2 separate regions of the Homo sapiens genome follow, and region 2 is linked to region 1. A link is an interaction called in ENCODE POLR2A ChIA-PET data of the cell type or tissue named here. Cell type or tissue: PC-9. All regions are shown on one strand. Links, peaks and the distances in the headings refer to the core of each region. The heading gives the core; the rest is flanking DNA. Region 1 has its middle 26 kb from the start of DHRS2. Region 2 holds the start of LOC105370408 (a long non-coding RNA gene).

Evidence for each region. ChIA-PET counts read pairs that join two places held together with the same protein. Peaks named below come from ENCODE experiments on the same cell type or tissue, not always from the same donor. Only the 100,000 strongest peaks of a DNase experiment are listed, where the experiment ranks them.
Region 2: POLR2A ChIA-PET joins it to region 1 with 23 read pairs; 2 of 35 experiments call an interaction of 5 or more read pairs at or near these places.

Annotation. Positions count from the first base shown.
Region 1 is chr14:23,602,329-23,617,696 of GRCh38, reverse strand. No RefSeq gene overlaps it. Among named protein-coding and RNA genes, the nearest start is that of DHRS2, 26 kb to the left of the region's middle. RefSeq lists enhancers at 11,299-11,508, 15,043-15,337. In PC-9, for the core only: no CTCF peak of the experiment used is centred there; a DNase peak (open chromatin) is centred at 6,116; H3K27ac peaks cover 726 bases.
Region 2 is chr14:23,688,113-23,703,480 of GRCh38, reverse strand. It overlaps LOC105370408 (a long non-coding RNA gene), which reads right to left and starts at 10,750. Exons shown (of 3, transcript XR_943609.2): 1 at 10,509-10,750; 2 at 10,135-10,375; 3 at 4,547-6,624. It overlaps LOC105370410 (a long non-coding RNA gene), which reads right to left and starts at 4,010. Exons shown (of 4, transcript XR_943617.3): 1 at 3,950-4,010; 2 at 1,767-1,930; 3 at 1,552-1,629. It overlaps LOC105370409 (a long non-coding RNA gene), which reads left to right. Exons shown (of 6, transcript XR_007064083.1): 3 at 564-663; 4 at 1,595-1,677; 5 at 2,774-2,941; 6 at 3,443-3,684. RefSeq lists an enhancer at 8,587-9,103. In PC-9, for the core only: no CTCF peak of the experiment used is centred there; a DNase peak (open chromatin) is centred at 8,760; H3K4me3 peaks cover 1,599 bases; H3K27ac peaks cover 4,582 bases.

The sequences.
Region 1 (15,368 bases), core at 2,797-10,796:
AATAGAAGTAGGACATTATTTGCCTTTTACACCCTTACTCTCTCACAAACATACAGTGGAGTTTTCCAGAGGCTACTTGGCAAGTGATGACACCACTGCTCTGACAGCTAATGAAATGTGTATGTATACACTGTTTTCCAAATTTTTCTAAAGAAGTAGATTTAGGGTATACAAATATGCTTGTTTGGAGACAACTCAGTTTCTTCTTGTGTTCTTACCGTGTTCTTCCTAGCTGTCTTCAGTTATACCTGCTATAATTGCAATACTATTATCTAATAAATTTTTATTTTGAAATTCTGAAGTTTTTCTTACATCTGAAAACACAAGAAACAATACACTTTGTCTTGTTTTGTAATAGCATTTTTTAAATGTTTTTAAAACCCTAATGAATTGTGTAATTTTAACCAAAATTGTTATTAGACCATTTCTTTACAATATATTTATTCTTATAGTCAAGGATTTATCATTGGCATAAGATGGATTGATTAGATTTGCTTTCTCAACCCACAGGTGCACCGTCCCAGTATAAAAATACTGAAAAAAAAAATGAAATTAGGCCAGGTGGAGTTGCTTACACCTGTAATCCCAGCACTTTGGGAGGCCAAGGTGGGAGGATTGCTTGAGTCCAGGTGTTCAAGACTGGCCTGGGCAACACATCAAGACCCCACCTCTATTTATTTTTTATATCAATTTAATTTAAAAATAAAATAAATAAATAATAAAGTTTTTAAAGATGAAATTGGCATATCAGGGAGTTGTCTGACTAGCGGAAGGGAGGGATATACTCTGAAGAAACTGTGAAAAACTAAATAAAAACCAAAAATATAATGAAATCTATATTTCCCTCATCTATATGTATAGTAATAATTCAACTTATTATGTCTTATTCAACAGAATATTTTGAAGAGTATTTTAGCAATACTATTACTAAACTTATTTGTTTACTCTAATAGTTAGTTGCAGCATCACTTTGAGACCAATCATTTAGAGTTTAGAGAAAAACGAATTAAGCATTTTAAATGTAGATATGGTGAGCTCTTTAAAATCCAAAAATTGTTAGATTTTCAAACTGGCCATGAAAAAGTTACTGAAGCTTCTCATAGGGTAAGTTATTGTATTGCATTAGCTGGAGAAGCCCACACAAAGGCTGAGAGATAATAAAGCCTTATACATTGACATCACTGAAAGCCTGCTGGATAAAAATCAGTGAAAGAAATCCTAGGGGCTGCCACTTTTCAACAACACAATCACTCGTCAAATTAAACATGTAGCTGCAAACATGAAGACTGAGTTAACCTCTTGTCTACATAATTGCACTTTTGCCTCACACATGGAGACTTGCTGTTTTCTTGTATTCCTCCAGTGTCAGCACCAACTAATCATTTTCTTTTATGGGAATACTTGGCAAAAAAAAAAAAAAAAAAAACACAAAGGGTGGTAAAATTTTCAGTGCTGACTTTTTTTATTTTCATGGTTTTTTCTAGAACAACAGTTCTGATATTTTCTTCGATGACACAAAAGCAATGGTGGGTAAAACTGCTGGCATTTAGCACAAATCAAAGCAGTGGCACCAAACTGTCCCAGTCGTCATTCTATTCCCTAATGCCACACACTTGCAATGAGGGGGAAAAGCCAGTTTCACTTCCAGTTATTTTCTTAAATCTTGATTCAAGAGAACATGTCTTTTCAACAATCTTTGTGAAGAAATGGGAAGTATACATTAAACGTTTCTGCTGCATACTAAAGAACAATGGTATCTCAAGAAACAGTACTCGTGCAACCATGCAAGATAGCTGAACTGTGTATATTTTTTATGAAACACGATTTTTAGTGGAAAGAATGACAAACTATGATTATTCAGGTCTGAGTATTTTGCAGGCACTTTCTTAGAAATGCAAAGAGAATCTCACTTCAAGAAAATTAGTTGACGATATTTGCTGCCAGTAATAAAATTTGAACTTTCCAGCGAAACTAAGAATTGTGAAAAATTTGTATCTGCCATCATGAACTTGACAACTGCCTGATTCTTCCAATGAGATCTTCCAATGAGTTGCAGTGGTTTGTACCTGTGAAGCACCTAGCAGCATACCTGGAACATAGCAAGCAGTGATAGGATGATAACTCTCTCTCTCCTCTTTTTTTTTTTTTTTTTTTTTTTGAGACGGAGTTTTTCTCTGTTGCCCAGGCTGGAGTGCAGTGGCACAATCTCAGCTCACTGCAACCTCTGCTTCCCAGGTTTAAGCGATTTTCCTGTCTCAGCCTCCTGAGTAGCTGGGATTACAGGTGTCTGCCACCACACCAGGCTAATTTTTTATTTTTAGTGGAGATGGGGTTTCACCATGTTGGCCAGGCTGGTTTTGAACTCCTAACCTCATGTGATCCACCCACCTCAGCCTCTCAAAGTGCTGGGATTACAGGCGTGAGCCACCGCAGCCAGCCCTTTCTCCTTTCCTTTCCCATATGTTACATGTCTGGCCCCAAATACTTCTGGCCACCCCATGCCAGAGCTGGGAGAAGGCCAGGGTAAGTTATTGTATCGCGTTAGCTGGAGAAGCCCACACAAAGGCTGAGAGATAATAAAACTTTATACATTGACATCACTGAAGGCCTGCTGGATAGAAAGTCAGTGAAAGAAATCCTGGGGGCTGCCACTTTTCAATGACACAATCACTCATCAAATTATTTGTATCACCTGTATGTCCCACCCTGGCTCTCACACCCCTTGGGTGGTATAGGATGGCAAGATGAGGCAGTCTGTTGCCCTACAAAAGATGAGAGAAGGGAATCTGGCGCCATCACTCCCAAACTCCCAGGGACTCATTTAGAGGGCCTCCCATTTTCACTAAGCCTTTAATCTGTTTCCTAACCTGTACCTGCCCACCTTCCTGAACCCAAATGACCCTCTCCCCTATAATGCCTTCCCACCCTTAACCTCCCAGGTCTGAGTTGCCCACTTGGCAACAGAGGGGCAGAGCAGTAGGTTCGAGATTGCCCTAGGGGCATCTGGGACTGCCTGGGCATTCCCATGCAGAGCAGGACAAATAGCCAAGCCCCCGGACAGAGCTTCCCCCAGATCCCCATCACCCTGCCCTGAGGAAAATGACCCAGAGAGCACTCCCACACAGCCACCCACTTCCCACCATCCCCTGTCAGCAGGCAAAGAGCTCCAGTTTCTTCCTCTGGGACACTATACATAAACAAGGGTCTGTCAATTCCTATCCACCCCCAAGCCCTCACCAGGTGAGTACAGCTCAGGCTCCTGGAAACTAGAGGTTAATTCATGGAAAGATTGATGGTATGTCCTCCAAGTCTGCATGCCAAGGACCTTCAGGAGCCTTTCCCCCCATCCCCTTCTTTCCTGAGGATATATTCTGTCTGTAAATCCTAGCTATTGATTCAACAAACTGTTGCCAAGTCATACGTTATTTTATTTTTCTAGGAATTGGTAAGGTGTTCATTTCACAATATAAAACACAGAACATCCCCAGGACTCTCCTCCACCCCCTGTGCTCCTTCCTGCCTTCCCTCTCCCTTTACTCCCTCCTGGGTTCCAGTATCAGGAGTGTTGATTAAGTCAGCCTCCCCATAAACCTCACACATTACACAGAAACTAACTCAAAACGGAACACAGACTTAAAGGTGAAACATAAAACTATAAAACATTTAGAAGAAAAAATAGCCTGTTAGTATGGTAAATTGCATGGACTGATTTTTGAATATTGAATGAGACTTGCATGATTGGTCATGGTATATACTGCTTTTTATAAACTGCTGAATTCTATTTGCTAATATTTTGTTAAGGGTTTCTGCATCTACATTTATGAGGGATATAGGACTGTAGCTTTCCTTTTTCTTTTTTTGTACTGTCTTTATTTGGTTTTAATATCAGCATAAAACAAGTTTTATAAAATGAATTGGGAAATATTCCCTCCTCTTCCATTTTCTGGAAGAGATTATGTGGAATTGGGCAGATCTCTCTAGTATATTCCAGAGGGGACAAGTGTTTCTTTCTTTCTTTGTTTAACAATGGTTAATGATTAGCTTGTGGAGGTGAGCCACTTATCTAATACAAGGTTCAATTCTACCCTATTTGTTTTTGTTTGCATTTTGAGATGAGGTCTCGCTCTGTCACCCAGGCTAGAGCGCAATGGCATGATCATAGCTCAGTGCAACCTCGAATTCCTGGGTTCAAGCAATTCTGCCTCAGCCTCCCAAGTAGCTAGGACTATGGGCGTGCACCACCACAACTGGCTAATTTTTTAAGTTTCTGTAGAGACAGGGTCTTGCTATGTTGCCCAAGCTAATCTCGAATTCCTGGCCTCATGCAATCTCCCACCTCAGCCTCTGAAGGTGCTGGGATTACAGGCATGAGCCACCACACCCGGCCTACCCTATTTGTTTTTATATATCTATGATTCTACTGTAGCTTTACCATGTGCCAGAAACTATTTTAGGCACTTTGTAAATATTAAATCTTTTACTCTTCATAACAACCATTTGAGATAGGTACTAGGATTGTTCTGATTTTACAGATGAGGAAACTGAGACACAGAGAGATAATGTAATTGGCACATGGTCACATAGCTAGTAAACAGCCCAGGCTTCTCTTCCCTTAACCACAGTGCTCTTCTGTCCACAGAAGAGGACATTATTATTATTATTTTCCTACTCTAGATAAGGAAACTGAAGCCTAGAGAGCTGAAGTGATTTGCCCAACTGAATGTAACCAAAGTAGAATTCTTGATTCCCACCCACCTCTCTCTCTACATCTCCCCATCTCCGAAAAGTGTTCTAGCCAAAAATTTGAGTGTCCCTTGAGTTTTCTCTTCACCTTACCTTCTGCTTTTAATCCATCAGCCAATCTTGTTGATTTTGCCTCCAAAATATGCATCAAGTTCTCCGCTTCTCTCCATCTCCGCCGCGCTCTCTCATCTGACCACTTCATTCCACTCATACACTCTCACAAGCTATTCTCTTTCCACCTGCAGACAGCATTAGCATTTTAAACATCAGTCTCCACTGCTTAAAACTCTGCAATGGCTTGCCATTGTACTAAGAATCAAATCCAAATTATTTCCCCAACTTACAGAGCCCCCACGGTGTCTGGCCCCAAGCTCTTCCCAGACCATCCTACTGCACTTTCCCCTCCACCTGCGTGCTTCAGCCTCCAGCCGGCCAGGTCAGGCCTGCCTTCACAGTCCCTGTATCTGCTGGCCCTTGAAAGCTCTTCCCACAAACACTTCATTGCTGTTAAATGTCAACCCTCATAGAGACATTCCCTGTTCACCTGGTATGAGACAGATCCTCAGCAGCGCTCTCTCCCACTTTTCTCTTTTATTTTCTTCATGGCACTTATCACCTGCCTAATATTTTTTGTTTGTTTGTTTAGGTTATTTCCTCACCTACTGGAATGTAAGCTCTGCAAGCTTATACTAATAACTAACACTTACGTAGTCCTTATTTTGTGCCAGGCACTGTTCTAAGTACTTTATATGTGTAAACTCACTTAGTCTCCACCACTATCCTGAAAAGTTGCACTCTGAACATCTCTGTGTTTCAGAAGATAAAACTGAGCAACAGAGAGGCAAGGTAACTTATCTATGGTCACACAGCTTGTAAGTCGTGAAGCTGGGATGCAAGCCCAGGCAGTCTGGCTATGGAGTCTGTGCTCTTTTTTTTTTTTTTTTTTTTTTGAGACGGAGTCTCGCTCTTATCGCCCAAGCTGGAGTGCAGTGGCGTGATCTCGGCTCACTGCAACCTCCACCTGCCGGGTTCAAGCAATTCTCCTGCCTCAGCCTACTGAATAGCTGGGATTACAGGCGTGTGCTACCACGCCCAGCTAATTTTTGTACTTTTAGTAGAGACAGGGTTTCACCACATTGGCCAGGCTGGTCTCGAATTCCTGATCTCAGGTGATCTGCCCACCTTGGCCTCCCAAAGTGCTGGGATTACAGGCATGAGCCACCGTGCCTGGCCGAATCTGTGCTCTTAACCCTCATCCTTTATGACCTTCATGGGAGTGGGGTGCTTATTTGTATTGTTCTCCACCAAGTTTCCAGCACCTGTAATAGTGCCCGACAGAGGGGAAGCACCAATAAATATTTGTAGAATAAGCAAATGAATGTTGTATAACTGGTTTAAAGATAAAGCTTGCCTTTGAACCAGATTGGTCGGGCTCCAAAACCACACTCTCCAGAGTATGGGATTGTAGTATTTCAATTTTCAACTCAGAAATTCACTGAAGCTTGCCCTCTACTCTAAAGATGTCTACAGTCCTGTGGGGAAGGCATATTTAAGTAACTACAAGCCAGGTAGAAAAACTGCGGTGTCACAAGGAAAGGGCACACAAAGTGCCATGAGGGAGTGATAACTTTTAACTAGTAGCTCAAGGAAGGATTTGAGGTGAAAGTGGCATTTGCACTGGGTTTGGAAGACTCTGGACAGGCAGAGATGAGAAGGAGCATGTAACTGAAACTACAAGTTGTCTCCTAATGTCTGTTTCCTCTTCTTCCACAGTAATCATATTCCAAAATGTTAGCTGTGCAATTGACCACTGAGAATAAAGGCTATATTTCCCAGCTGCCCTTGCAGCCAGGCACGGCTACCTGACCATGTTCTGCATAAAAGGTTATAGAGAAGTCAGGGATGAAACTTCCATGAGGTGTTCTCAAGTGGAAGGAGCATGCCCACCTCCTTTCTTTGTCTCCCTCCTGCTGTCTAGAACATGACTCTGATGACTGGAGACAAAGCAGCTATCTTTGGCCTCAGAAGGCACATGTTGAGGATGTGGACTACAATGTTGAGGCAGTCTGATCACGAAGGCACGATATGAGGCCCGCTACAGTCTTGTTTAAGCCACTGTTACAAGTGTCTTAGGTTGGGTTACCACAGCAGATCCTAAGACAAGGCTTTATGTGCAAGTAGTTTATTAAACAGATGCTCCCAGCAGGGAGCAATGGCTCCTATCTATAATCCCAGAACTTTGGGAGACCAAGACAGGAGGATTGCTTGAGGCCAGAAGTTTCAGACCAGCCTGAGTAACATAGTGAGACCCCTGTCTCTACAAAAAATTTAAAAATTAGCTGATCAGGTCATGTGTGCCTGTAGTCCCAGCTACTCAGGAAGCTGAGGCAGGAAGTTCCTTTGAGCATAGTAGTTTGAGGTTACAGTGAGCTATGATTATGCCACTGCACTCCAGCCTTAGTGGCAAAGTGAGACCTTGTCTCAAAAATAAAAATTAAAAAAATGCTCCCAGGAGAAACCAGTAAGGGAGTGTGGAAAGTAAGACAGGGAAGGGAGGAGGACAAGCAAGGGAATGTTTCAGCAAAGCCCCAGCCTTAGCCTGGTCCCAAAGGTCAGTTCTGGAGTGTAAACTACACCTCACAGTTTGCCCAGATTTCAGACAATGGAACTAGGCTGTTACCTAGTTCAGCTAAAGGCTGCCCCTGCTTCTCTCGATGTGCAGAAGCTGTGGGAGATGATTAAACGGGTCACAGGGGCTCTGGTGCAACCTCAATGGGCCCCTTACACTGGGTTTTCTCTCACTCATAACTTAACCTAATCCTAAAAAGTACCAAAAACATTTCTGGCAGAGGGGAGAGTATAAATAAAGTGCACAGAACCTGAAGGAACAAGAGGCTATATGAAAGTATTGGAAAGGAAGAGGACAGGAAAGAAAGAAATAGGAAACAAATTTGGAAAACCAAACTGTAGTCACTGGGACTTGATATGGTTTGGCTGCGTCCCCACCCAAAACTCATCTTGAATTGTACCTCCCCACATCTCGCTTCTGCACTGCCCTAGCAGAGGCTCTCCATGAGGGCCCTGCCCCTGCAGCAAACTTCTGCCTGGACATCCAGGCATTTCCATACACAGCAGTCGGGGCCTGGAAATGTAGGGTTGAAGCCCCCACACAAAGTCCCCACTGGGGCACTGCCTAGTGGAGCACCATCCTCCAGACCCTAGAATGGTAGATCCACCAACAGCTTGCACCATGCACCTGGAAAAGCCGCAGACACTCAACACCAGCCCATAAAAGCAGCCGGGAGGGACTTTGTACCTTGCAAAACCGCAGGAGTAGAATGACATGGTTTGGCTATGTCCCCATACTGTTCTCATGATAGTGAATAAGTCTCACGAGATCTGATGTTTTTATAAGGGGCTTCCCCTTTTGCATGGCTCTCTATCTTGCCTGCCACCATGTAAGAAGTCCCTTTGCTCTTCCTTGGTCTTCTGCCATGACTGTGAGGCCTCCCCAGCCATATGGAACTGTGAGTCCATTAAACCTCTTTTTCTTTATAAATCACCCAGTCTTGGGTATGTTTTATCAGCAGCGTGAAAATGAACTAATACAGAACTGTATAAAATTTTGAATTTCTGGCCAATGCATAAACAAAGGGAAACCAAAAGGACTTTGAATCTGATGATTCAGAAGATTAATCTGGCAACTATGTGTGAGAGGAATTGGAATGAAACTTGTGTAGGGTAATACCCATTATGAGGTCATATCTATAATCCAGGCAAGAGGTAATGGTGGCACAACCCCAGGTGATGGTGCTGGGAAGGGAAAGTAGAGAATAGTTGCGAAGTCTTACAGAGAAAGATCTGGTCTTTCTAAATGCTTTGACACGAGAGAAAAGAGACAGAGAGGATCCAAACATGAAGCCAGGGACAATGGTGGCATTGCCAACAAAAATAGGTAACAGAGGAGAAGAAACAAGCTTGATAGAAAATATGAATTCTACCTATTGACATGGTGACTTTGAGATGAAGGGAAGCCTTCTAAATGGAGTTGTCAAGAAGGCAGTTAGAAATGCAAGACTGATAACAGAATTCAAGCATGGAGCCATGGATGTGTGCATTGTCTACAGAGATGTGATAGAAGCCATGACTGTGGATAGGATTACTAAGGGAGGGAGGGCAGAGACAGAAGAGGAAAAGGCCAGTATAAGATACTTGTAAGTTGTGCTGTTTGCCTGTTGCCTCTTGGGCCCATGCCACCCTCCCCTGTGGTGTGAGGGCCAAGGGACTGCCAACAGCCTTTCCCAGACTCTCTCTTGCCAGCTGGCTTCCTATTCAATTCTGCTACTAAGAGGCACTGAGACGTGGCTGAAGGACATAGGGTGAGAGAAGGGTTTTCCTCCTGTTTCCAGCTCCTGTCAATGTCCCTCCAGGAGGACTCTAGCCTAGGGCTTAGCAAACTTTTTCTGTAAAGAGCTGGACATGAAGTAGTTTAAGCTTTGCAGGCCATATGGTCTCTGTTATAACTCCTCAACTCTGCCATTGTACTGCAAGAGCAGACATAAACAATATATAAATGAATAAGGATGACCACATTGCAATAAAACTTTATTCATGGACACTGGAGTTTGAGTGTTTTATAATTTTCATGTGCCATGAGATATATCTTCCTTTTCGGTTTTATTTTCAGCCATTTTTAAAATATGAAGAATATTCTTTTTTTGTTTGCTTGTTTTTTGAGATGAACTCTTGCTCTGTCACCCAGTCTGGAGTGGAGTGGCGCAATCTCGTCTCACTGCAACCTCTGCCTCCCGGGTTCAAGCAACTCTCCTGCCTCAGCTTCCCAAGTAGCTGGGACTACAAGTGTGCACCACCATGACTGGCTAATTTTTTTTTTTTTTTGTATTTTTAGTAGAAACAGGATTTTGCCACATTGGCCAGACCGGTCTCGAATTCCTGACCTCAGACCATCCACCCGCCTCGGCCTCCCAAAGTGCTGGGATTACAGGCGTGAGCCCCGTGCCTGGCCAAAATGTGAAGAACATTCTTAGCTCGTGGGCCATGGAGAAACAGGTGGCAGCTGGATTTGGCCTATGGGCAATAGGTTGCCCGTGCTAGCTCCCAATTCTTCAGACACTCCTGGCAGCAGGTGAACTGCACCTCCTGGAGATACCAGCGCCCCAGAGGCTCAACCCCATCACAATGCATCCTCATTCTGTGGTCTGAACATGGGCCAGGCAAGGCTGAGCCTGGAGGCTCTGGTGGCCCCACTTCTTCTCTTCTGTCCCTCCAGCCCTGAGAAGGAACTCCTGTAGTTACCATATCTGGTCACTGCAGCATCTCCATTTGCCCTTCCAACCCTCCAACACTGGAGTAGTCAATTCCCTGAATACATCCCTTCTGTAAGAAATGCCTTGCATGGAATCGTTTTCCTGCTTGGACTCTGACTGACACAGAAATCCTTCCATTTTAGGGAGGGGAAGAAGAAAAGGAAGCCAAAAGGGAGAAGTCAAAGACTGAAGAGGCAAATTAGGAGTGTCCCCACACTGAAGGGAAAAGAAGCTCAGGAAGAAGGTCCTGGGGAGCAGCAGTTGCCACTGCTGAGAGGTGAAGAGGATGCCTGCGAAGAGGGTGATGAGCTGAGGAACTTCCAGAAGTCATCCTCAGGGGGTGGCAGGGGCCCGGGAGCTGGAGGCAGACAAGACACAGCCTCCTCTTGTGAGAGTTTGTGAGAGGCAGGGTCTGAGGCAGTCCCTTGTGATGCAGGAGAGAAGCATGGAGATGGCTCTGCCCGTGTCAGGACTGTCAATCCTCCCAGTTGGCAAACACATGGAACCCGGGGGTAGCCACCTTCCCTCCTGACTCTCTCCCTCCCTACACTGCACTTTCCTGGCCCTGCCTCTGATTACAGAACACACCTGGGCACTGGCTGAAGTTCCCTGCTCCTGCAGATATTCTTGTGGGTAAGCAAGCACAGGTGAATTACCAGGGATGCCCCTCCAAGAGCTGTCTTGTGAGCACAGAGGATTGTGGGTGTTTTAAACGTCTTCATGACATTAATTAATCCAGCAAATATTTATTCACCACCACCTGTGTGCTAGGCACTACTCTAGGTGGTATTGATACAGCAGTGAGTTAAAAAAATGCCTTCAAGGTGCTTATATTCTTGTGGGAGAGACAGGTAATAAACAAGTAGACATAAAAATGGCAGGTGCTGAGAAGTGCTCTGAAGAAAAATACAACAAGGTGAGGGGGACAGGGAGTGCAGGATGTGAGTGATTTTTTTCTCTGGCCCATATCAGGATGGCCTCTCTGAAGAGTTGACAAGTGAGCAGAGGCTTAAATAAGTGAGAGTGAAGAATGTTCCAGGCAGTGGGAAAAACCAAGGCAGAAGCAGGAGGTAGGAGAGTGTTTGGCATAGTTCGAGGGACAGCAAGGAGGCTTAGTGTACCTGGAGTAAATAGGCTGAAAGAGAGGGATAGGAACTAACTCAGAGAGGGTTAGGCTTTGAGTCACGATGAGGACTTAGCTGTTACTCTGAGCAGTGGGTTTGAACACAGAAGTGACACATCTAATTTTCATGTAAAAGATTGACCATGACAACTATGGGGAGAAGAAACTGCAAGATGACCCCTCCATTCTCAGAATGATGTTACTCTTCTAAAAATAGAGCTAGAAAGTCATATCCCACAAGTGTAGGTTGGTGCTCAAGTGGCTGAGTACAAGAATAATAGAAGAAAAGCTGTGAGTCAGAGTTGGCCACAACCTAAACATGAATTAGGAGTGTCATGCCACGGGGAAAACTCAAAAGGCAGACAACCCTGGGATGTGTTGGTATAGCCATGGGACACGCAAAGACTGGGACACTGACTTTGTGCGTGTTCAGCATAAGTGGGCTTCCTGCCATGCCTTCTGTTTGCAATGCTTCCCACCTGTCCCACAGTCTAGGCTGTACACAGGCCTGTCTCCCTCCACAAGCACTTCCTCCCAGTGTTTTTCCTTCCGTCTGTGTCTTTTGTGCTGTCATTCGGTCAGCAACTACCATGTATAAAACTTAATGAGCAGTGCCATGGGAGAGTCTCTGATAAGTGCTTGGAGCTCAAATCCTTTGTTAATTGTATCTAGACAGCTATGTCTGCTGTTGGCACAAATCTCTCTTGTTGGCCCCTTCAAGTTTATCCTCTAACTGTGGGCTTTTCTCCACCTCTTATAATTGTACTCTTGGTGGATTTTCCTATTTATGAAGCTCTATTGGAATATATGCCCTGCCAGAGAAAAGATCTTCTCTACTGTCAAGAATCACTGGTTTCAGTTGGGTCAGGACTGACAACCTAGCCTCTGTGTGTAGACAAGTGAAGACAATCAGGGCTAGGGTTGGCAGAATTGTGCAGGGAGTCGATATGTCATCTTCAACACCTGTACATTCACCTCTAAGCAGGGCCCTTTTTTTCTGGCAAGCTAAGGCCCTATGTGAATCAATGCAAGGCTTAAGCTTGAAGTACCTATAGCCAATCCCTGTCCCCTTTCCTGACAGGTAATGGCATCCAGAAAGAATGAAACCTTGAAGCAGAAGACATTGGGTGGCTGAGTCAGGGTGTGGGACTTGAGCCAGTTTCCACTCTGCAAAGATCGGGAAACAAGCACCCTCTCCATCTTCCCCAGCCTGGAGATGCCAGCCATGAGGACTCAAAGGGGTCTCTGGCCTGGCATTCAGCCTCCTACCCCAGAGCCCCAGGGAGAGTACTGGGGACTGGAAGCACCAAGCCAAAGGCTCTGAGAGGCCACAGTGCTTGGGGATTGAGGCTCTGAGCCCAGAAACTTTGCCAGAGAGCCACATAGTAGCTCCATAACCACCAACTCCCTGGAGCTAGAGGAAAGGAATGAAGGGAGGCCAGGTCCAAGAACTCCTAGACCAGTCCTGGTGGTGCACATCCTCAGGTACTTTCCCACATAATTATCTTAACAACCTGTGAGGTATTATCAGAGGTGTTTGAAGCAGAGCAATTCCATCTTGAATAGGGGCTGGGTAAAATAAGGCTGGGACCTACTGGGGTGCATTCCCAGGAGGTTAAGTCATTCTTAGTGACAGAATGACATAGAAGTTCAGCACAAGATACAGGTCACAAAGACCTTGCTGATAAAACGGGATGCACTAAAGCAGCCAGCCAGGCTGGGCACAGTGGCTCACACCTCTAATCCCAGTACTTTGGGAGGCCGAGGCGGATGGATCACCTGAGGTCAGGAGTTTGAGATCAGCCTGGCCAACATGGTGAAACTGTATCTCTACTAAAAATACAAAAATTAGCCGGGCATGATGGTGCACACCTGTAATCCCAGGTACTCGGGTGGCTGAGGCGGGAGAATCGCTTGAACTCAGAAGGCAGAGGTTGCAGTGGGCCAAGATCGTGCCATTGCACTCCAGCCTGGGTGACAAAAGCAAAACTCCATCTCAAAAAAAAAAAAAAGAAGCCAGCCAAAACCAACCAAAACCAAGATAGCAATGAGAGTGACCTCTAGTCGTCCTCACTGCTTATACGCTAATTATAATGCATTAGCTGCCAAAAGACACCCCCACCAGCCCCATGACAGTTTACAAATGCCATGGCCATGTAGGAAGTTACCCTGTATGGTCTAAAATGGGGAGGAACCCTCAGTTTTGGGAATTCTCCACCCCTTTCCCAGAAAACTCATGAATAAATGAATAATCCACCCCTAGTTTAGCATATAATCAAGAAATAACCATAAAAATGGTCAACCAGCAGCCCAAGCCACTGATCTGCCTAAGGAGTAGCCATTCTTTATTCCTTTACTTTCTTAATAAACTGTTTTGTTTTGTTTTGTTTTTTTGAGACAGAGTTTCACTCTTGTCACCCAAGCTGGAGTGCAATGGCGTGATCTCAGCTCACTGCAACCTCCGCCCCGCATGTTCAAGCGATTCTCCTGCCTCAGCCTCCTGAGTAGCTGGGGTTACAGGTGCGCACCACCACCCCCGGCTAATTTTTTTTGTATTTTTAGTAGAGACGGGGTTTCGCCATGTTGATCAGGCTGGTCTCTAACTCCTGACCTCGTGATCCACCCGCCTCGGCCTCCCAAAATGCTGGGATTACAGGCCTGAGCCACCACACCTGGCACATGACACCCTTTTTAACGGTAAGAAAAACTGAGTTTCAGTGAGGTTGCACAACATTCCCAAAGACACACAAGCTACAACCTGGCAGGGTCCTCCTGACTCCAGAGCCTGCTCAGATGTCCCAGAAAGAACCCCCCAGGAGCCTCATTAGGGGCCCCAGTGGCCTGTGAAGAACTGGTGGATAAACTCAGACCTAACACCAAAGCTGTGTCTAGAGAGGCAACTGCAGTCTAGAGAAGATAGGTTACTGACCTAAGAAACCACAAATTTCACCTTTGCTTCCTCTCCATCAGGTACCCCAGGCCTTCTGACTTTCCCACCCTAAAGCCCATCAGATCCCAAACCTATTTGACATGGTTTCTTTTTTTTCTTTTCTTTTAATAAAAACATTATGAACCTCTAAATCTACTTTAAGACATGGTATCTAATTAGCATAAATGCATTCCAAAGGGTGGGTGGTTCCAGCCCAGATGGGCTTCCAGATGGGCCTCTTTCCTCTAACTGCTGGTCCTTTGGGCACCCCTCCCACCAATACCTCCCTTCCCTTCTGACCAAATTCCGCTTTCCAGAGCCTGGCTCAAGTCAGGAACAGTCCTCTGGTCCCAGCACAGTTCTGCAGAGCTCCTGCACCCCACCTACCCTCCCCTGCCGGCCTCCTCCCTGCCCACTGTGGCCATTTGGCTACAGTAGCTTGAGCTTTGAATTTCAGGACAAATCTAGAAAACCAGGGATCGAATACCTAGGCTCTGGCAACCCAGTGGGGTCTCAGGTGGGGCTAGCAGCCCCCAGTGTTACGTGACAGCCTGTAGCTTTTTAGTCATCACTGTCAGGCTTTTGCATAGCACTGGGAATGGGTCCCTGCCCTCTAGGGCCTAGGGGTCGGGTGCGGGCAGAACAACCACAGATGAGACAATGTAAGAAACTCCTGAGATGCAGAGGAACCAAGTCCTGTGGGATTCCAAAGGGGAGAGCCACTAGTTCTGCTGGGAGAGTGATCCAGAAACTGGTGAGAATGTGGTGGGAAAGAGGGGTACTCACAGGTAAGCTCACGGAGACGAGAGCACAGGAGTCAGATCTGAACGAGGGCAAGGACCAGAGGGCCCTGGTGCGTCATCATTCAAGGCAAAAATGGTCAGAAGTCTTTCCAAAGTTGTTCAGGGTCTCCTGCAGAGGGTTTGGGGCCCATCCTACCACTGCCAACCCCTCAACCATCCTTCCTGTCCACAGCCTGAGGTCACCATGGTCACTGATGTCTGAAGGCCAGAAATAGAAATGAGTCACTTGGCCTTCTAATGTGCTTTATCTAATGTTTGCTTTATTGAAGATGAAACAGTCGCCTTTTGCAGTGGGAGCCTCACTAGGCACCTGAGCTGCTGCATGTGGTGTCTGGGTCTCAGTATTCATGTAATGCCTGCATGTTCTTTCTGCTATAAAACAGGGTCACACTACCTCTTCAGTTCAGCCCCGAGACTTTGCTCTGTCAGGGGAGGGGTGCCGG
Region 2 (15,368 bases), core at 3,930-11,929, 85 kb before region 1:
ATCCGAATACATGAGGTATACATGTTATTAAACTTCTGCTTGTTTTTCTCTTATTAATTTGCCTTTTGTTGCATAAAGTCCCAGCTAAGAAATATGAAGGGTGGAGGAGAAAATTATGTTTCCTCTCCTATACTTGTTATGCACTATGTTTGATAATTTTGCCCATTATCTACTTAGGCATCGTATTTTTCTTATAAATTTGCACAATCTTTTTCTTAAGCTCATTAAATCTCATCTGTCATTTTTTGCTGAATCTCCAAAAATAATATCTAGAAGCAACTCAGGGTCATGAATATTTTGCTTATTGCTTCACCATCACCATAGTGGGAGCTTGCACTCAGAAACTGTGGTATGTAAGAACTCAGGCTCATAGTGCAAATATTAGACTGTACATTTTGTCTCCCCTTTCTGAGGCCCACAATTAATCCTATCTCCTTCCTCCAACTGTCCTTGCTGTCACTTAGTTCCTTCCTACTACAAGTCCTCCCTGTTTGCTATTCAACTCATTAATCCCTATTTTATAGCAGTCTTCCTCATTATAATGTGATTTTTTTCTTTTACAGTGAAGGTCTTGTTTCTATGGCGATACAAGAGAAAGTCTTTGCAGAGTTGTTGCAGCTGGAAGTCTTCACTTACTTTAAGAGCTCATTAAAGCTAGTGGAGGTAAAGGGCAGGTGGAGATCCTGAAAGTGCCTAGCAGAGGTTGAAACTTTATAGCAAAGTTAAGAGTCAGTAGGAGCACACAAAGAATTCCTTTCTTGTCATTGTAATTACCTTACATAGGCATGAAACTTTCCAAACCTATCTAACATCAACTTTACATATTCATAATATTTTTTACGTACAGCCTTAACATTTGGTCTGAGACAACTTTTTAGACAATTTAGACAATTTTTCAAACTACTTTTTTGAGGAAGCAGAGTATTATATGGCAGCTACAGAATGATAAAGGATGACTGGAGAGTTTTCTCTTCAGAAAAAAGAACAAACTTTTCTTCATGTGAAAGGTAAACAGAGAGAGAGAAGTTCAGCAGCATAATTAATAAGATGGTTCTGCAATGTCTAATAACTTCTCCTTTTTGTTTGCCTCTGTACACAATAAAAGTGTTAAAGTATAATTTTCAAAAAAATGTAACATCATGACTCTCATGACTCTCAAGTTTTATTCAACTCAGGAAACCAATAAGATGTTATAACTGATTCAAAGAACATTTGAGAAGCTAGATATTTGTAGAAAATATTAGCATAAGATTGCTGGGTTAGAGACTGGTTAAAGTCCAACAAGAAAACAAACCAGAACCTTTAGGATCATCTGTTGTATTGGACAGAAATTATTCACATCTCAAACAAAAACCAAACATTAACTTTTGCCCAAAGACAATAGACAATAGAAAACTAAGCCCACTACACTGGTAAATGCCCTGTCATCTCTTCTGCCTATTTCCAAGTTTAAGAAAATTTTTCTGACAGAGTAAAAATTGTTTGGTAAGGGAGGAAGGTATAGTTGCCTCTGGAAATAAGGGAGCTAGGAAGGGTTCTTGGAGCCCATACCTCCTTCCTCCTGACCCAGGATGGAAAATGTCTCTTCCAACAGCCTTCCAAACCTGAAATGAACTGCTCCTTACAGAACTGCCAAAAGGAAGAAATAGAAAAGAAAAAAGAAGCAATAGGTCCAAAGTAAGTCCAAAACCCAATAAGGCAAACAACACTGTCTACTCATTAAATACTGAGGCTTGAGAATAATCTTATTTGGCTCCATGTCTCACCTTTTAGACACACTGGGGCAGGGGTTGTCCCCCAAGGCCCTGGGCAACCCAGCCCCAAAATTTATTCTCTCACAGTTCTGGAGGCTGGGAAGTTGAAGATTAAGGTTCCAGCAGAGTCTGTGTCTGGTGAGGACTTTCTCTCTGTGTCTACATTGCTGCAACATCTGGAGGGGACAAATATTGTATCTTCACATGGCAGAAAGAATGGAAGGAAAGAGCTCACTGGTTTTCCTGGGTACATTCCACACTGCAGCTCTCATGGGTTGTAGTCTTGTGCCTTTTAGCTTTCACAGGCTGGCGTTGCATACTTGTGGCTCTACAATCCTGGGGTCTTAAGGATAGCCTCACTCCCACCACTCCACCAGTCTGTGGTGGCCCCACTCCTGTGGCAGTTCTCTGCCTGGGCCCTGAGGCTCTCTGGGGCATCCTTTGAAATCTAGGTGGAGGAATCCATGCCCCCCAGGTCTTGTGCTCTGTGTACCTGCATAGTTAGTACCATGTGGAAACTACCAAGGGTTATTCCTGTGCCTTCTGGAGGGGCAGCCCAACACACCAACACCACTTCAGCCAATCCAGGGCAGCCAAGGGATGCTGCACCAGAATGTGAGGAGCAGAAACTTGAGGCAGCCCTGGACAGAGAGTTTGGAGGTCCCACAAGTTCCCTGGGCTTCTCCAGCACCATGCGCCCTTCCCTTGAAACCATTCTGCCCTCAAGGCTCTAGCACCCTGGCCCTATGATGGGAATGGCAGCCTTGAAGATCTCCAAAATGCCTTCAGTGGCATACTTCCATTGTCTTGATGAATAGCATCTGGCTTCCTTCTCTTCATTCTAATCTCCTTATCAAATGTTCCCTTGAGCACACCATTTGGTGTTCTCTCCTGCATATACCTTTTATTTCCTTACAACCTACCTGGGCTAAGATTTTTCCAACTCTTTAAGTTCTGTTTCCCTTTTAATTATAAATTCCATCTTTAATTCATTTCTCTCTCTTGCATTTTACTCTAAGAAGTCAAGAGAAGCTATGCTGTACCCTCAACACTCTGCCTAGAGATTTCTTCCATGAAATATCCTAGTTCACATCTGCCTCCTGCAAACTACTAGGACATGGACACTGCTCAGCCAAGTTCTGTGCCAATTTGTAACAAGAATGGCCTTTCCTCCTATTTCCAATAAGGTATTCCTCATTTCAATCTAAGACCTCCTCAGAATGGCCTTTACTGTCCATATTCTGTTCACAACATGCGGTTCATGACCTCTTAGATAATCTCTAAGAAGATTGAGGCTCTCTCCACAGCTGCCCTCTTCTGAGTCCTCATCCAAATAGCCCTTTATGGTTCAGCCTCTACCCATTACCCAGTTCCAAAGCTGCTTCCACATTTTTAGGTATTTGTTACGGAAGCATCCCACTTCTTGGAGATAGTGACAAGAGGCAGGGAAATTCTGGGCAGAAGAGGGTGAGTCCATGGCCCACTTCTTGGAGACAGTGACAAGAGGCAGGGAAATTCTGGGCAGAAGAGGGTGAATCCATGGTGAGGGCCCCACCCACAAGCTGAAAAGCCTAATACCACGGCCCAAAGTGAGAAGTTTACATCCTGTTTTCCCACTCAAATGTTGCCTTTTCCAAAACCTCCCATGGCCTGCCCCACCCCCCATCCTATTCCCATAAAATCCCCAGGCCCCATCAGCAGAGGGAGGAGAAGAGGAGAAGCAGCTGGACATCAGAGACTATGGTTGGACATTGGAGAGAAGCAGCTTGACTTCAAAGGGACGGCTTGATGGCATTGCTTCGGAGAGGAGTTCAGCCAGGGACAGCTGGACTCTAGGGGAATATTATCTTCCCACACCATCCACTTTTCAGCTCCCCTTCCCACTGAGAACCACTTTCATTGGCAATAAAATCCCCCACATTTACCATCTCCAATTTGTTTGTGCAACCTTATTCCTCCTGGACACTGAATAAGAACTCGAGTGTCAGTGCAAAAGGCTGTCACACTGACCCTCCACTGAGCCGTTAACACTTAAGCCAACCGCGAATGGCAAAGCTAAAAGAGCACTGACTGTAACACTCTTTCTAGGGCTTCAGGGATAATGGGCACCCCCATAGATGCTGCCGCGAGGCCACATGGAGTTTTGCTCCTGCCGGTGGCCAAAAGCACTCACCCCGGCTCCTGCACCCACTCACCTGTGCTCCCCCTCCTGTGAGGGGTGGAATGCAGTGGGACCAAGCAAGTGGAGTCCACTCTGCTGGCACCAAAGCAGCTGACTATTTCTAGTGCCTATGCACTCCAGTTCCTGCCCACGAAAAGGTCAGGGAAATTTCCTGCTTCATTGGCACCAATTTATGACTTAGTCCATTCCTGCTGCTATCACAAAAGATCTTAGACTGGGTAATTTATAAACAGCAGAAATTTATTATCTCACAGTTCTGGGAGCTGGGAAGCCCACTATCAGGGAGCCAGTGAATTTGGTGTCTGGTAAGGGCTTACTGTCTGTGTCCAAGTTGCTGCGACCTCTGGAGGGGACAAACACAGTGTCCACACATGACAGAAGGGATAGAAGGGAGGAACTCACTACCTCAAACCCTTTTATAAAGGCATTAACCCCATTCATGACAGTGGAATCCTCATGGCCTAATCACCTCCTAAATGTCCTGCCTCATAACACTGTTGCACTGGGGACTAAGTTTTGACATGAATTCTTGAGGCATGCAAATATTCAAAGCACAGCAACAGCCTTCACTTATGGTGTTGTGGGAAACTGAGGACCAGAGAGACTGATATGAGAGTATAGGAGGATTGTTTATTTTAGGTACACACTGGCTCAGCGGACTCACATCCACAAAGCTGAGCATTAAACAAAGACAGAATCGGGTTTTTATAAGTGGACTTACAATAAATAAAACAAAAGCAGTTAACCAAATGATAGGTCATATAATCTATAGCATAGCATAACTTGTGGCCTTGCATAGGTGGTGGCCTTGTAGCTGCATTGAAAGAAAAACAACAACCGGCTAAATACAGACATTTGTAAAACATAATCATGCTTAAGAAGACTGGGAAAGGAGTAACAGTAAAAGAATTTGTCTTTCTTTTTTTTCCTTCAACCTTGCTCTGGTGTTGGGGGGTATCTGGAGTCCATTCCTTTGGCCTTGGTTTCTCAAACAGTATTATCTTATTACTGTCCTTGAAGTGAGCTTGCTGCACTTTCCTCTGCTAGGCAGAGGAAAACTTGTTCTTTTCTTTTTAACCCTTGCCTTTTCTGTTACTTTTCTTGGAGTGAATGAATGCATATTTATTTTTAAATTTCTGCCTCAGTTTCCCCCCTTTGATGCCTTTTATAAAAGAAGTTTAATAGAAGGCATCACTATTACTTAGTTCTGCCTGAAGGGACGAGTTTTCTTATTTAGACAAAGGTTGATATTTATGCAGAGCCATTAGCTGAGTGGTAGTTTGCCTAGCTACTATTGCCTCTATACTCGATTGAATGCTTCTAACAAGGAGAGGTAAGAGACAAGGGAGTATTAGGCAACTTCCTAATATGGCCAGAACCACTCCTATTAAAGTCTTGAACCCTCAGAAAAATAAAAACCAAGCCTCCAAAGAGAGAATCTGGAGACCACCCTTTCCAAGTTTGAACTGGAACATGGGCTAATTTTCTCATTCTTGCAGTTATTTCCATAATTGCCTTTCCATTGTCATCGATTTCCAGGCAGCAATTTGTTAAATTGAACTTTCCACATACTACTCCTTCTAGGGCTAGGAGATAGTCTAAAGCTAATCTGTTCTGATAGATAGCGTTCCTCATTTTTGTGCCTTGCTGGGCCAGACGGGTCTGGGTTCCCTTTTTGATAACATATATGAAGGTTGCTGGGTATGTGTGTATGTAGACATGTAAGGAGGAACCTGCAGTCCACCAGCATTTTGGTAAGCATAATTGACCTTTGTTGTGGCTAGGGTGCCATGATATGCAATACCAACAATCTTTCTCTGGGGTCCCAGGGGAACAATGTGGAGTTGCTCTTGGCGTGCATACATATTTGTAGTTATTTCTATAGTATCTTTCCAAAGGTAGGTTACCACAGATGGGTGAGTCTTGGTATGCTACCTAACGAGCATCAAAATACAGAGAAATAGTCCCTCAGTAAAAGGGAGGGACCCTGGTTTGGTTTAAGAGGAGACCTTCTTTTGACTGCACGAATTTCAAACCATTCACCAGGTGAAAACTTGGGGTCATAACATACATAAAGTTGGTTATTTCCTGGGTCACAAACTGAGTAGGTGGTTTGACTATAAGTACAAGTTCCTAAGCGATTCCCCATACACCCATAATAAGTATGGTACAATAGAGTTTTAGTTATGCTGTTCCCTGACCAAGTAGTATGTGTACGGTGGAGACACCCTTCTGTGGGTGATTCTTCTAGCATGGTTAAGGGGGGTAACAACAGCAAAGCAATGTACAGCATATTCATATCCAGCAAGGACAAAAGAGGTCCTTACCTGGGGAAGAAGATTGAGCACAGCGACGGAACAATAGTAAAACAGTATTACAGGAAAACTACTAGTCCTAAGATTTCTAACTACATTTACTTGCTTGACAAGTCCTCAAGCTTCAGCTGTGCATAGACTAGTCAGCTTCTGGTGTGTGACTAGAGCAGAGCTTGTTGTTTCCTCAAGCTTCACCCGTGTGTAGACTGGTCAGCCTCTGGAGTGACCAGAGCAGGGCTGTTGTACTCAGCAGCAACTCAGTCTTGTCACAAGATCAGCCGAGTCAAATGGTCTGGGTCCTGCTGGCTGGTTCACTTGTCCTGAGCTGCCGGTTTCAGCCAACTGTGGTGGATCCAAGACACAACAGCTGCAACTTTAACAGCAGTGGGAAAGGACAAGATTACTGTATGGGGCCCATCCCACATGAGTCTTAGAGAAGTTGGGTTCTACTTTTTAACCTAGAGTTACCAGGTTTAAAGGGGTATCAGGTTTTTAGGCATTTTTTTCATGTACCTAATTATGAACACTTTGCATGGCTATTTCTGCATTTGTTTTCTTAAAGTTAATTCCCCTAGTTCCTGGAGATCATCTTTAATTTGACTTATGATTTGGGGGTGGCCCACCGAACAAAATCTCATAGGGTAAATACCCAGTTTGTTTGGTGGGGGTGCACCTGACTCAGAGGAGGACCATAGGCAAAACCTGATCCTATCTCAGATGAATTTCCTGGCAATATTTCTTCAGTAGCTGCTTGAGTGTCCGGTTCGTGGTTCCACTTTTCCTGAACTTTGTGGCCGATAGGCTGTGTGTAACTTCCATTTTATTTTTAACAGTCTTGTTAAATCTTGCACTATTTCAGCTACAAATGCTGACCCATTGTCTGACTTTAAAGTTAGAGGCAGTCCAAACCCGGGGATAATGTCTCTTAACAGTACTTTAGTCACTTCTCGTGCTTTTTCTGTCCTAGTGGGGAAAGCCTCACTCCATCATGAAAAAGGTGCAAATAAACACTAGCATATACTGCCAGCCTCCAGCATGGGGCATTTCGGTAAAGTCTATAAGCAAGTTTTTCACAAGGCATGAAGGCATGGCTCCTTCTCAGTTCAGTGTCCCAGAGGAAGGATACTTTTTCTTCCCCCGACCCAACCTTTGTAACTTTATATAGTGGCTTAGCCATCAGTGAGAAATTTGGGATCCAGATGTGGCAGAATCCTGCTGCCTTCAACTTCTAATGTGACCACGGGATCCTGGAGGCTTAATGAAAAGGAGCCTGGTCTGTCCTAGTCCTCATACCCTTCAGCTCTTGCCAGCCCAATCAGATCAGTATCTGGTTCCTCTAACGTGCGGCAGCCCTTGGCCAATGACTTCTTTATATCACAGCATTTACCACTCTCTTTATTACCTTCTGGACATTCATCCTTCCCGTGTCCTTTCTTTTTGCATCCCGCACATTAATCTCTTTCTAGCCTTGTCTGGCTCTTGAATCTCTGCCTAACTTGACCGCTTCCACATCCACATTTGCGTCCACGTCCTCTCACATTGCTAATCTCTCTATAAAGACTGCTGCCAACAGATTGGCCTTTTTCTTAAGCCTTCAATCTGCTTCCTTTTTCCTTCCTGAGTTCTCCTGTTCCTAAGGCCAGCGGGCCAGGCAATGACACCGGCCCCGCCCCCACGCACACACTGCCGTAGGTCTCTCCTGTTTCTTTCGGATTTCTGTTTTTACTTTCTTCTTTCCCTTCTCACATTTACTCTTTTGGGCTGGGTGGGGTCTGCACAACCGTAGTCCCCCTGGGCCATCATTGGCCCAGAGGCTTGGGAGATGCCTGCCGCAAAATGTCAGAATTATGCCCTTCCATCTCCTTTGCTCTTCTCCCGGTGCTGGTCCCCCCCTCCCCCCTCTTTTTCCAGATAGAGCCGGGCTGGGGAAAGGGGCTTAACCCTTGGCGTGCCTAGCTGCCTGGCACCACACTTGTTGCTTTTGCTCTTTTCTGTTTTGTTCTCTGGTCCTGATTAACGTACACTGAGTGGCATTCATGCCTGCAGCTTCTGCTTGATGTTACCCTGGGCTTGCCCTTCCAATGCTGTGTTTACCATGTGCTGATTTTCAGCAGCCTCAGGGTGAAATGGGGTGTAAAACCAGAATACTTCACAAAGTCTCTGTAATACTTCACAAAGCCACTGACTTAGGCTCTCATCACCTCCCTGAAGCACTTTTGAAATCTTCCCTATATTAATTGCTTTCTATCAGCTCTTATCCCTTGCAAAAGCGACCTTTTGGTACCTCTGCAAACGCTGAAGTTGTGTTGCATCCACCAGGTCCCAGTTGGGATCTTGGTCTGGGAACTGACTCTGAGCACGTACCTGAGCATTCACTGCATCTTCTGGTGCATTGGCTTCTAGCCAGCAGAGAGCTGCCTATGTTACTCTCCTGCACTCCTCAGTGTTAAATAATGTGAGGAGGAGCTGCCTGCAGTCTGGCCCGGTTGGATTGCATGTCAGAAAGATGGATTGCATCAGATCTGTAAGAGCTTGGGGCTTCTCCGTGTAGGAGGGAATGTGGCATTTCCAGTTTAAAAGATCAGTGGTTGAAAAGGGCTGGTAGATGAAAGTTCATTGCCCCCTTGAACCTGGCCTTGATCATAATAATAGATGGGTCCTCGCACCTCCCTGAGAGGCATTTGCATAGCTCAAGCACAGCCAGATCTGAGACTGCCTGCTTGACTATCTTGACTTCCTTCCCTGGCCTCTCGAGGCTCCGATTCTGCCCTTTGGGGTGAAACTTGGGGTGTGTTAGCTCCTGAATCTGGTTCCTGGGGGGCTGTTAGCCTTGGCAAAGGGGGGTAGGCTGGGACGAATCTCTGTTCCCTCTGGCAGCTCCTGCAAAACTGGCTTCTCTTGCTCTCTCTGGAACTTCCCCTTTAACTCTGTGTCTGCCAGTGAAGCTGCTAAATAGGGCTGGATCCAGGCTGCTCTTGTCTGTGCTATATTTAACCATGAATCAATTTAAGGAAATTTGTCTGGGTACCCTGGCTGTCCTCCAAGCCCTGTCACCACCTTAAATGCACAGCCAATTATCCCTATCTATAGTTCTTTCAGTCAGCCACCCAACACCAAAAGAAGGCCACTCTAATTCACAGAGAGTTCTCAATCTTTGGGGGTTTAGCTTAAGTCCATAATCCCTTGCAAAATCTTTCTTAAGGTTCTGTAACATGTACTCCAATGGAGTAACTTTTGATGACTTTCCTCCCATTCCTCCCTTTACGACACAGCACAATCACTCTTGCACACTCACTGTTCCTCTCATTTCGGCCGAATATACCATCTCCTATTATGGGAGTTTTCAGATGCTGCTTGGCTTTGCAGAGGTCCTTATTCTCACTGCAACTCTGAGCTATGGGGCAGCTCCTATTAGCCATATGCAGATCACCACTAGTCTTAGTTGGCCCCACACGTTCTTGGAGGATACAGTCCATGCTAAGAGATCTGTGACTCCCCACTTCACAGCTGATGAGCCTAATTAGGCCCCTCCATTCACACACTTCCACACACTTCCCCACTCCCAGTTCCCGTGTTTGTAATTGGGGTGGCAAGCCACTCTCACCCCCTCTACTTTCCCAGTTGGGGTGGTGAGCCACTCTTGCCACCTCCAGTTTCCTAGTTGGGGTGGCGAGCCACTCTTACCATCTCCAGTTTCCTAGCTGACTTAGCGAGCCACTCTCGCATCCTGTGTCGACTGGGGTGTGAGATTCATCCGAATTGATGAGCTACTCCTGTTGCCCCCAGCCCCTCTGGGTCGAACTATTCGGCACATCCCAGGAGGTGATTAGGCTCCCCTTCCATCCCCATGGGACAGGTCCTGCCTTGGGCCCTAAAACCTTACCGCAGTTCCTGAAGGGTGCTGTTTCTGAAATTGTCCTGTAGCTCCTTTCAGGTTCCATTGCACTGCTGGGTAGGGGCGCCGGGTCAGGGGAGAGCTGATTTCCTCTCCGGGCTGAAGTTCTTCCAGTGGTACCTGGGGTCACAGGTCTCCTGAGGCCCAGGGCTCCAGCGCCCAGAGCCAAAGGAAACAGTAAACCTGCTGTCTCTGGTCCTTTTGTGGTCACCAAAAATGTTGCAGGAAACTGAGGACCAGAGAGACTGATATGAGAGTACAGAAGGATTGTTCATTGTAGGTACACGCCAGCTCAGTGGACTCACATCCAAAAAGCTGAGCATTAAACAAAGACAGAGACAGGTTTTTATAAGCAGACTTACAATAAATAAACCCAAACGTTTATCAAATATGATAGGTCACATAATCTATAGCATAGCATAACTTGTGGCCTTGCATAGCTGGTGGCCTTGTAGCTGCATTGAAAGAAAAACAACAAGTGGCTAAATACAGACATTTGTAAAACATAATCATGCTTAAGAAGCCTGGGAAAGGAGTAACAGTAAAAGAATTTGTCTTTCTTTTTTTTTCCTTCAACCTTGCTCTGGAGCTGGGGGGTGTCTGGGGTCCATTCCTTTGGCCTTGGCTTCTCAAACAGTATTATCTTATAACTGTCCTTGAAGTGAGCTTGCTGCACTTTCCTCTGCTAGGCAGAGGAAAACCTGTTTTTTTCTTTTTAACCCTTGCCTTGCCTGTTACTTTCAGAGTGAATGAATGCATATTTATTTTTAAATTTCTGCCTCAATAGGAGGGGGTGGGGAAAGAAGAGAACTCCTCACAGTCAGATTTATAAGGCAGTGGGAGAGGCCAGATAATTATTTCTGTCTCCTCTACAAAGAGGGAGAGCGAGGTGGAAAAGGAGCAGGCTTAAGAAGACTGTCCTGGGCTGAATTGTGTCTATCTGCCAAAGCCTAACCCCTGCCACCAATTCATACATTGGAGTCCTAACCCCAAGTACCTCAGAATGTGACGTATTTGGAGGTGGGGTCTTTAAAGAGGTAATGATCGTTAAATGAGGACATTGAGGTGGGCCCTAATCTAATATAACCAATGCCCTTATAAGAAGAAGAGATTAGGATGTAGACACACATGAGGAAAAACCATGTGAAGACAAAGGGAGAAGATGGCCATCTAGAAGCCAAAGAGAGAGGCCTGAGAAGAAATCAACCCTGAAAACACCCTGATTCTGAACTTCTATCTTCCAGAACTGTGAGAAAATAAATGTATGTTGTTTAAGCTACTCAGATTATGGTGCTGTGTTATGGTAACCTGCTATGGTTTGAATGTGTCTCCTAAACTTTATTTGTTGGAACCTAAATCCCCAAATTCATATGTTTATGGCATTTGGAGGTGAGGCATTGAGAGAAAATTAGGATGAGATAAAGTCATCAAGTTATGCCTCCATTATGGGACTGGTGGCTTTATAAAGAGAAGAAAAAAGACCTGAGCTGACATACTGTTGCCCCCCTGACAGGTAATCCCCTCTATCTTTTTATGATGCAATAAGAAGGCCCTCGCCAGATGTGGCCCCTCAAGCGTGGACTTCCCAGCCTCCAGAACTGGAAGAAATAAATTTCTTTTTAAAATAAATTACTAGTCTGTGGTATTCTGTTAATAGCAATAGAAAATGGATTAAGACAGAGCTTTAGTTGGGCCAGGCATGGTGGCTCACCCCTGTAATCCCAGCACTTCGGGAGGCCAAGGTGGGCGGATCATGAGGTCAAGAGATTGAGACCATCCTGGCCAACACGGTAAAACCCCGTCTCTACTAAAAATACAAAAAAAATTAGCTGGGTGTGGTGGTGCATGCCTGTAGTCTCAGTTACTTGGGAGGCTGAGGCAGGAGAATGGCTTGAACCTGGGAGGCAGAGGTTGCAGTGAGCTGAGATCTCATGACTGCACTCCAGCCTGGTGACACAGTAAGACTCTGTCTCAAAAAAAAAAAAAAAGACAGAGCTTTAGCAAACTAATACAACTGGTGGTTTAAATATGTGTTGATGGGGAAGGGAAGTGGTCCTGAGTAAGATCATGTGGAAAAGGTGACGAGTGATATCAAAAGTCAATTTACATTAAAAGCCAAATTTGTTAAGTGAATTTCTACAACTTTCCACAACTTAGCTATGGAAGAAAGGACATTTGGATTGATCAGGCACAAATATTCTCCCAACAGTGTACAGTGAAAAAGAAGTGAGGAAAGCAATTAAAGAACTTACAAGACAGTAACTGAAGGGATATATTGTGCAGTCTAGGCTATATAAAGAAGGAAATAAAATGAGAGAGGGATTTACAGATTAGGACAATACAGAGAGGTCAGGGAACAAGAATTCTCTGTAATGTTGAAGAGCTGATGTAAAAGGAAATAGAGCAGAAACCAGTGGAAAAGCAAGAATTCGTGGCCAGAGAGTAGGATGTATACATTTAATATTTCAAGATAGAAGGGACCTGGGTGATGACAAGTCTAAGTCACCAACACAATTGGAAGTGGCTGAAGTGAAGTTGAGCTGAAGCTCACTGGAACTGAGGATGTCAAAAAATCATAAGGCTAAATATTAAATTAGTTGAACAAACAATTTACCCAGGATGAAGATAACACTTCAGGTAGGGATTCCATTTCAAGATGGCTGAATAGGAACAGCTACAGTCTGCAGCTCCCAGTGTGATTGACACAGAAGATAGGTGATTTCTAAATTTCCAACTGAGGTACCTGGTTCATCTCATTGGGACTGGTTGGACAGTGGGTGCAGCCCACAAAAGGCAAGCCAAAATAGGGCAGGGCATCACCTTACCCGGGAGCACAAGAGGTTGGGGTATTTCTGTTTCCTAGCCAAGGGAAGCTGTGATAGACTGTACTTGGAAAATCAGGATACTCCTGCCCAAATACTGCACTTTTCCAATGGTCATAGCAAATGGCACACCAGGAGATTATATCCTGCGCATGGCTTGGCAGTTCCCATGCCCATGGAGCCTTGTTCACTGCTAGTGCAGCAGTCTGAGATTGACCTGCAAGGCAGCAGCCTGGAAGGGGGAGGGGTGTTTGCCATTGCTGAGGCTTGAGTAGGTAAACAAAACAGACAAGGAAGCTCAAACTGGCCAGAACCCACCGCAGCCCAGCAAGGCCTGTTGCCTCTGTAGATTCCACCTCTGGGGGCAGGGCATAGCTGAACAAAAGGCAGCAGAAACTTCTGCAGACTTAAATGTCCCTGTCTGACAGCTCTGAAGAGAGCAGTGGTTCTCCCAGCACTGTGTTTGAGCTCTGAGAATGGACAGACTGCCTCCTCCAGTGGGTCCCTGACCCCTGTGTAGCCTAACTGGAAGACATCTCCCAGTAGGGGCTGAATGACACCTCATATAGGCAGATGCCCCTCTGGGATGAAGCTTCAAGAGGAAGGATCAGGCAGCAATATTTGCTGTTCTGCAATATTTGCTGTTCTGCAATATTTGCTGTTCTGCAGCCTCCACTGGTGATACCCAGGAAAACAAGGTCTGGAGTGGACTTTCAGCAAACTCCAACAGACCTGCAGCTGAGGGACCTGACTGTTGAAAGGAAAACTAACAAACAGAAAGGAACAGCATTAACATCAACAAAAAGGACATCCACACCAAAACTCCATCTGTAGGTCACCAACATCAAAGACCAAAGGTGGATATGGACAGAGGAAGGGGAACATCACACACCGGGGCCTGTTGTGGGGTGGGGAGAGGGGGGAGGGATAGCATTAGGAGATATACCTAATGTTAAATGACTAGTTAATGGGTGCAGCACACCAACATGGCACATGTTTATATATGTAACAAACCTGCACGTTGTGCACATGTACCCTAAAACTTAAAGTATAATTTAAAAAAAAAAAACCACAAAGATGGGAAGAAACCAGAGCAGAAAAGCTCAAAATTCTAAAAACCAGAGCAACACTTCTCCTCCAAAGGATCACAGGTCCTCTCCAGCAAAGGAACAAAGCTGGATGGAGGATGACTTTGATGAGCTGACAGAACTGGGCTTCAGAAAGTCGGTATTAACAAATTTCTCCAAGCTAAAGGAGGATGTTTGAACCCATCCCAAGGAAGCTAAAAACCTTGAAAAAAAATTAGACGAATAGCTAACTAGAAGAAACGGTGAAGACAAGACCTTAAATGACCTGATGGAGCTGAAAACCAATGCATGAGAACTACATGACGCATGCATAAGCTTCAATAGCTGATGCGATCAAGTTGAAGAAAGAGTATCAGTGATTGAAGTTCAAATTAATGAAATAAAGCAAGAAGAAAAGAGTAAAAAGAAATGAACAAAGCCTGCAAGAAATATGGGACCATGTGAAAAGATCAAATCTACATTTGATTGGTGTTCCTGAAAGTGACGGGGAGAATGGAACCAAGTTGGAAAACACTCTTCAGGATATTATCCAGGAGAACTTCCCAACCTAGCAAGGCAGGCCAACATTCAAGTTCAGGAAATACAGAGAACACCGCAAAGATGCTCCTCAAGAAAAGCAATCCCAAGACACATAATTGTCAGATTCACCAAGGTTAAAATGAAGGAAAAAATGTTAAGCGCAGCAAGAGAGAAAGGTCAGGTTAACCACAAAGGGAAGCCCACCAGATTAACAGTAGATCTCTTGGCAGAAACTCTACAAGCCAGAAGACAGTGGAGGCCAATATTCAACATTCTTAAAGAAAAGAATTTTCAACCCAGAATTTCATATCCAGTCAAACTGAGCTTCATAAGTGAAGGAGAAATAAAATCCTTTACAGACAAGCAAATGCTGAGAGATTTTGTCACCACCAGGCCTGCCTTACAAGAGCTCCTGAAGGAAGCACTAAATGTAGAAAGGAACAACAGGTACAAGCCATGGCAAAAACATGCCAAATTGTAAAGGTCATCTATGCTAGGAAGAAACAGCATCAACTAACGGGCAAAATAAACAGCTAACATCATAATGAGAAGATCAAATTCACACATAACAATATTAACCTTAAATATAAGTGGGCTAAATGCCCCAATTAAAAGACACAGACTGGCAAATTGGATAAAGAGTCAAGACCCATCAATGTGCTGTATTCAGGAGATCCATCTCACATGCAGAGACACACATAGGCTCAAAATAAAGGGACAGAGGAAGATCTACCAAGCAAATGGAAAAAAAAAAGCAGGAGTTGCAATCCTAGTCTCTGATAAAACAGACTTT